Linked DNA regions of Homo sapiens: region 2 is linked to region 1. The links are chromatin loops, found by intact Hi-C in ENCODE. Cell type or tissue: ascending aorta. All regions are shown on one strand. Links, peaks and the distances in the headings refer to the core of each region. The heading gives the core; the rest is flanking DNA.

Evidence for each region. Hi-C counts contacts between places; a loop is a spot of excess contacts. Peaks named below come from ENCODE experiments on the same cell type or tissue, not always from the same donor. Only the 100,000 strongest peaks of a DNase experiment are listed, where the experiment ranks them.
Region 2: it touches region 1 in a loop (2.1-fold over the local background); 4 of 110 quality-filtered maps call a loop at or near these places.

The regions. Positions count from the first base shown.
Region 1 is chr14:68,131,313-68,134,235 of GRCh38, forward strand. The region is part of intron 7 of RAD51B (RAD51 paralog B); the gene reads left to right. All of the region lies in intron 2 of LOC105370546 (a long non-coding RNA gene), which reads right to left. Among named protein-coding and RNA genes, the nearest start is that of RAD51B, 310 kb to the left of the region's middle. In ascending aorta, for the core only: no CTCF peak of the experiment used is centred there; no DNase peak of the experiment used is centred there; H3K27ac peaks cover 1,276 bases.
Region 2 is chr14:68,040,698-68,043,620 of GRCh38, forward strand. The region is part of intron 7 of RAD51B (RAD51 paralog B); the gene reads left to right. Among named protein-coding and RNA genes, the nearest start is that of RAD51B, 220 kb to the left of the region's middle. In ascending aorta, for the core only: no CTCF peak of the experiment used is centred there; no DNase peak of the experiment used is centred there; H3K27ac peaks cover 642 bases.

The DNA of each region.
Region 1 (2,923 bases), core at 223-2,722:
TGTCTATAAAATCAAAATCTGCCTCAGTGTCATGTGCTTGTGATGTGGGCTTTGGAGCTGCATTAACAAAAGTACATGTCAAGATCAAAGATGGACATATTCGCTGGGTGCGGTGGCTCACGCCCGTAATCCCTGCACTTTGGGAGGCCAAGGCAGGCTGATCACCTGAGGTCAGGAGTTCGAGACCAGCCTGACCAACATGGTGAAACCCTGCCTCCACTAAAAATACAAAAATTAGCCAGGCGTGGTGTCATGCGTCTATAATCCCAGCCACTTGGGAGGCTGAGGCAGGAAAATCGCTTGAACCCAGTGGGCGGAGGTTGCAGTGAGCCGAGATCATGCCACTTCACTCCAGCCTAGGTGACAAAGCGAAACTCTATCTCAAAAAAATAAAAAAATAAAAAGATCGACATATTCTTCCTATCGCTCTCTGTTCTGGTCAGACCACCTTTTGTTTGACTGCCATGTGTTCACAAAGATTTTTGATAAATGTTCATTTAGGAGGGAACCAATCAGATTATAGATTGGAAATCAAGTCACCTGAAGTACAGTTCAACAAGCTGAGATTACTTAGCCTAAAAAAGAGAAAACTTTGGGGATATGTTTAAGATAGACTTGTTTAATTATATAAACTAACCAGTTAATAGCATTTCTTATTGGAAGGATATTAAAGAGTTTACAGAGTCAAAGAGAAGAAGGAAGAATCAGGCTCAGAAAGGACAGGGAAAGAACAGCTTAAGAGGGCTCAGTAAACCTGGCAGTCACATTCTTCTGGGCTTCACTGCCAAAGTTATCACACTCCAGCAACTTTCAGTGTTTTTGTTAAGATTCAAAACTAGGGGATCTGGCTTGGGTCATATGTTCACTTTTTGGCTAAAGAATGGCAGGGAATCTTGACTCATAATCCCATTAGGCTGCATTCAGTGGGGTAGAGGTAATTTTCCTCAAAGATTTGGGGTGCTATTATCAAAATAGTAAGGAAATATATGCTGTACAGACAAAAAGTAATGAATATCCACAAAGGTTATGTGATCATAATCTTTGAATATTGGAAAGAGGAAGATGAGCCTTGGTAAGGATGTAAGGCAATAGTTGGAATATCCATGGAGGCATATGTGTTTCAACATCAGGAAGAACATTCTAACAATTAGAGCTCTTAACAGGCTGTATTGTGAGTTATGGACTTCTTATTCATAGTAGGATATTCTTTTCATTGCATGTGGTGGAAACGTGACTTGAACTAGCTTGGTAAAAAGAGGAAATTAGTGGAAAGATATTAGGAATGTCTCATGTGAACAAAGAAAGGATTGAACAGCCAAACTGTGGAGAGGGCAGGCATCCCACTGGGCCCCAGAAACTGCTAGAACCAGAGACTCAAATGCAGCTTTCCTTATTTCTCTTTCTTTCATCTCTGCTTCTCTCAGAGTATTAGCTCATTTTCCCTCTGCAGACTTACTCTCTCATGCACATTATGTGAAACATGATTGCTAAGCATGCCTGGGTTATACATCTCCCAACAATCAAGAGAAACTCTCTCTAGCACATTTAGTGAGAAAAACCTTGGAAAAATTCTCTGGTCCAGGTTGGGCCAAGTGCCCAATTCTGAACAAATCAACCAAGGCCAAGGGGCAGGACCCCTAGTTTGGTTCCAGTGCCTTCTCTGGACTGATCTCGGGATGGAAAAAATTGGCTCTTAGGAGAACTATAATTGAGAAAAGCAGTTCACAGAAAAAAGAGGGATGCTTTTTCCAGAAAAGAATGTGGGGGGCAGGCAATATAGTAATTGCATGTATTCAAAGGTTAGCTCAATCAGAAATATTAGAGAAATGAATCTTATGTTGGTGGGAATTTGAACTGGAAGAACTTGAAGTTCTTTCCAACTCAGAGATGATGTGATTCTAGCTGTTTTTCAGGTAAGGCAGGCACATATTGGTTTATACTAGGAATTTTCTTTTTCCACGTATTTCTACTCAAGGATTACTCTGTTTGGAAACTGAGGAATATTTATTCAGCTGTTTTTGAATTTGAGGATAGAGGAAAATGTTTTATTTTCTAAAAATGAATGTCTGGTAGAAGAGAAGTCATGTATGCTTTTTAAAAAATGGAACCTGTGGCTTTAAAGTCACATTACCTTCAAAGACAGTACTCTTAAATCTGAATGATTTTTTTTTCTTTTTGAGACGAAGTCTCACTGTGTTGCCCAGGCTGGAGTGCAGTGGCGTGATCTTGGCTTACTGCAACCTCCACTTCCCGGGTTCAAGCGATTCTCCTGCCTCGGCCTCCTGAGTAGCTGGGACTACAGGCGCACACCACCACGCCTGGCTAATTTTTGTATTTTTTTAGTAGAGACGGAGTTTCACCATATTGGCCAGGCTGGTCTCGAACTCCTGACCTCGTGATCCTCCCGCCTTAGCCTCCCAAAGTGCTGGGATTACAGGCATGAGCCACCATGCCTGGCCAAATCTGAATGATTTTTTTAAGATTATTTTGGCTTGTTAAGAAAACTTTTTTTTTTAAATAATTATATATTCATAGCAAGGTACAAAGAAATGTACAGCGAGGTCATATATATCCTTCACCCAGCCTTCCCCAGTGTTGACATATTCCATGGCTCAAGTACAGTATCAAAACCTGGAAACCAATATGGGTACAACCCATAAAACTTATTTCACCAGTAATGCATGCATTCATTTTTGTGTGTCATCATGCGTAGCTTTGAATAACCACTAGCATCCATCAAAATGCCTCACTGTATTATCAGAAGCCTCTCGTGCCACATCCTGCTAGCCACACCCACCCCATCTCATATTCCCTAACCTCTGGTAACCGTGAATCTGTTCTCCATCTCTGTAATCATGTTATTTCACAAATATTACATAAATGAAATTATACAGTATGTAGCCTTTTGTAATTGGCTTTTTCC
Region 2 (2,923 bases), core at 311-2,810, 91 kb before region 1:
CAGGTCATGAGGCAAGCCAGAACTTACCTGGGTAAGGTCCATATGAGCCCTTGGTCCTCACAGCATTCTTAGAGAATCACCCGGGAGCTTTTTGAAAATGCAAAATCTCTGGCCTCACTCCAGACCTCCTGAATCAGAATCTGCATTTGAACAAGATCCTCCAGGTGATTCTCATGCACATTAAAGTTTGAGAAGCACTGAGCTTAACATTTGGGTATTCTGCCTCCCGTAGGAGAAGATGGGTGACTGGGTCATTAGTTTGGTTGTTCTGTGATCTGGTTTGGCTCTGTGTGCCCACCTAAATCTCATGTTGAACTATAATTCCCAGTGTTGTGGGAGGGACCTGGTGGGAAGTGATTGGATCATGGGGGTGAATTTCCCTTTTGCTGTTCTTGTGATAGTGAGTGAGTTCTCATGAGATCTGGTTATTTAAAAGTGTATAGCCCTTTCCGCCTTTGCTCTCTCTCCTGTTCTGCCATGTGAAGATGTGCAGGCATCCCCTTCGCCTCCTGCCACAGTTGTAAGTTTCCTGAGGCTTCCTCAGCCATGCTTCCTTAACAGCCTGTGGAACCGTGAGCCAACTAAACCTCTTTCTTTATAAATTACCCAGTCTCAGGTAGTTCTTTATAGCAGTGTGAGAATGCACTAATACAGTCTCCTTGTCTCTCTGTAGTGTTATTTTCTTCATGCCATGCTATTCTGAGCTGCAACTATTTTTGAGCCATGTGATATTGATGCTAAGGTAGAAGATAATATTCTCAATCCTTTTGATTATTTTTTCTCTCCTAAAGTCATAATTTGTCCACTTTCCTTCCTTCCTTAATTGGAGTACCAGGACTAGCCTGAGGGTCAACATTTATACTCTCTTTTTTTTTTTTAATCCTTGTTTTCTTCCCCAGCAGCCACAGGTCAAGTTCTTGCCCCTTCTAATGGTCTGGTCATTTCTTTTCCTGTCTGCCTGAAACTGGCAGACCCTGAGAACTGTCTACAGGCCTATAGCTAATTCTCAGTTTTTCCTGGATAGTTTTAATAGTATGGATGTCATCCTGACTCTTAGCTTCTTTTCCTTCTCCCACCAGTTCTCTGCCATTCAGCTATTTTACCGCTGCTTTTCTTTTTACTAAGATGTGCCTATCTCTGCATCCATGAGGCCTCTGTTTCCATTCTACCTTGCAGCCATCTGCTTCTCACTTTTGCTGTTGTTGCTCGTAATTGTAAGTTTAATATAAGCAGCAGCCTCAGGAGACCCCATGAAAGCAATCTTCTGGAAACAGTCAAAGTGCTGGGAATTTGATGGTTGGATCTGGGAATATCAATAATGTCTACAACTGATGAATGTAGCTGGCTATAGATTCTGAAGTACTCCAGTGCGTCATCAGCATTTCATGAGTATACTGTCTGTGTGATTTTTTCACAGAGTTTCCCTTTGAATTTTATGTCTGCAGAGTTTCTAAACACTGCACCTGGCTCATACAGTTACAAGCCTTCTTTCTCAGTATTTATATAGTTGTTTATTCAGTCTCCAAGATGATTAGTTATTTGAGATGAGTAGAAGTTGCATCTATTCATGTAATCAGAGCTTGTTTTCTTGCTCACTGGTGGCCAGATACAGGTCATAATAGTATTTTATTTTCTTAACTTTGAATAGCGTTAAAGGGGAGTGGACTCATTTGAATTACAGGAGGTACTGAAAGAAAACTATATTATTCATTACATTTTGTAAAGCAAGGAACAAAGAGGAATAGTTGTTTCCTACCATGGTAATTTCAGACTCTGAAAGATCTGTTTATAAGCCAAATGTAGACATACCTATCCCTAACCCAGATTTTTTTATGGTCTTCAATTTTGTAATTATTTAGAATTGAAGGGTTTTTTTTCCTTTCTGCCACATATTTTTGTACACACCCTTTCTCCCTCCCCTTTCCCATGCTTTTGTTTCCTTGAGAAAAGGAGCGTCCCTCTTAGAGCATAGAATAAACATTCTTTGTGAAGTGTGACTTATTTATGCTTCAGGGGTTGTCAGTGTATACACAATAGAGAAGGTGATGGAGGCTCCGAGGCATGCCAAGTCAGCACTTTGTGCATGTTGAGGCCAAAGAGCATGTTAAGCAGGCTTAAAAAATTTTAACAAGTCAGAACATTTTACAATTTCCATATTTATCAAACATGTCAGGGGATGGGATCACAAAGCCTTCCAGGGATTAACTGCCTCTCTGACTTGAACTGTTTTATTAAGATGGAAGAAGCCAAGTTCTCAACACCCTGTGATTTGCTCTAATAACCACAAGAATCAGAATGTAGGTGATCCTTGCTGAATGAAAGCAATCCTAAGGCTAAATGCTCTTTGAATGGGGAAAAAAAAAAACTCTCTCAACAGATGAACTATGTGTGAAACTTTCTAACAGAGCTTAGGAGTTTGAAGTTTATTTACCTAGAGCTTCAGTTTTATTAATTCTCTGGTTGGTGGTTCTTGACCTTTGACACCCAAGGACTTAGACTGTGAAGCCTAAATAGAAGGCATTCAGAAACCTGAAGACATTCTCAAAGAGGGGTGGCCATTGGCTTTTTTGGGGTTGGCAAAACATCCTAGAGTTATTATTTGTTTTTACATGTTTGGGGTTTGGCAGATCCTAAGATGCATTTTGCCAAGCACTTTCCTTTGAATTTTAGTACAGGAATATCTTGGGTGGAATTTAATTCGTGATTCATTTGCATTATACTGATCAGAATGCCATTTTGGAAAAGATATCTGATGACTGAGAAATATTAGGAGATTTACAATTTTTAAGTACCAACTTTTTCTTAGATGGGAAGAAAAATGGAATTCAAGCCCCAATTATTTTCAGTGAGATTTGGAACTTGGAATCTTGAACTAAGTAGTAGTTTCCAAATGTGTCTGTATTACTTTCTCTACAAAAGCGAA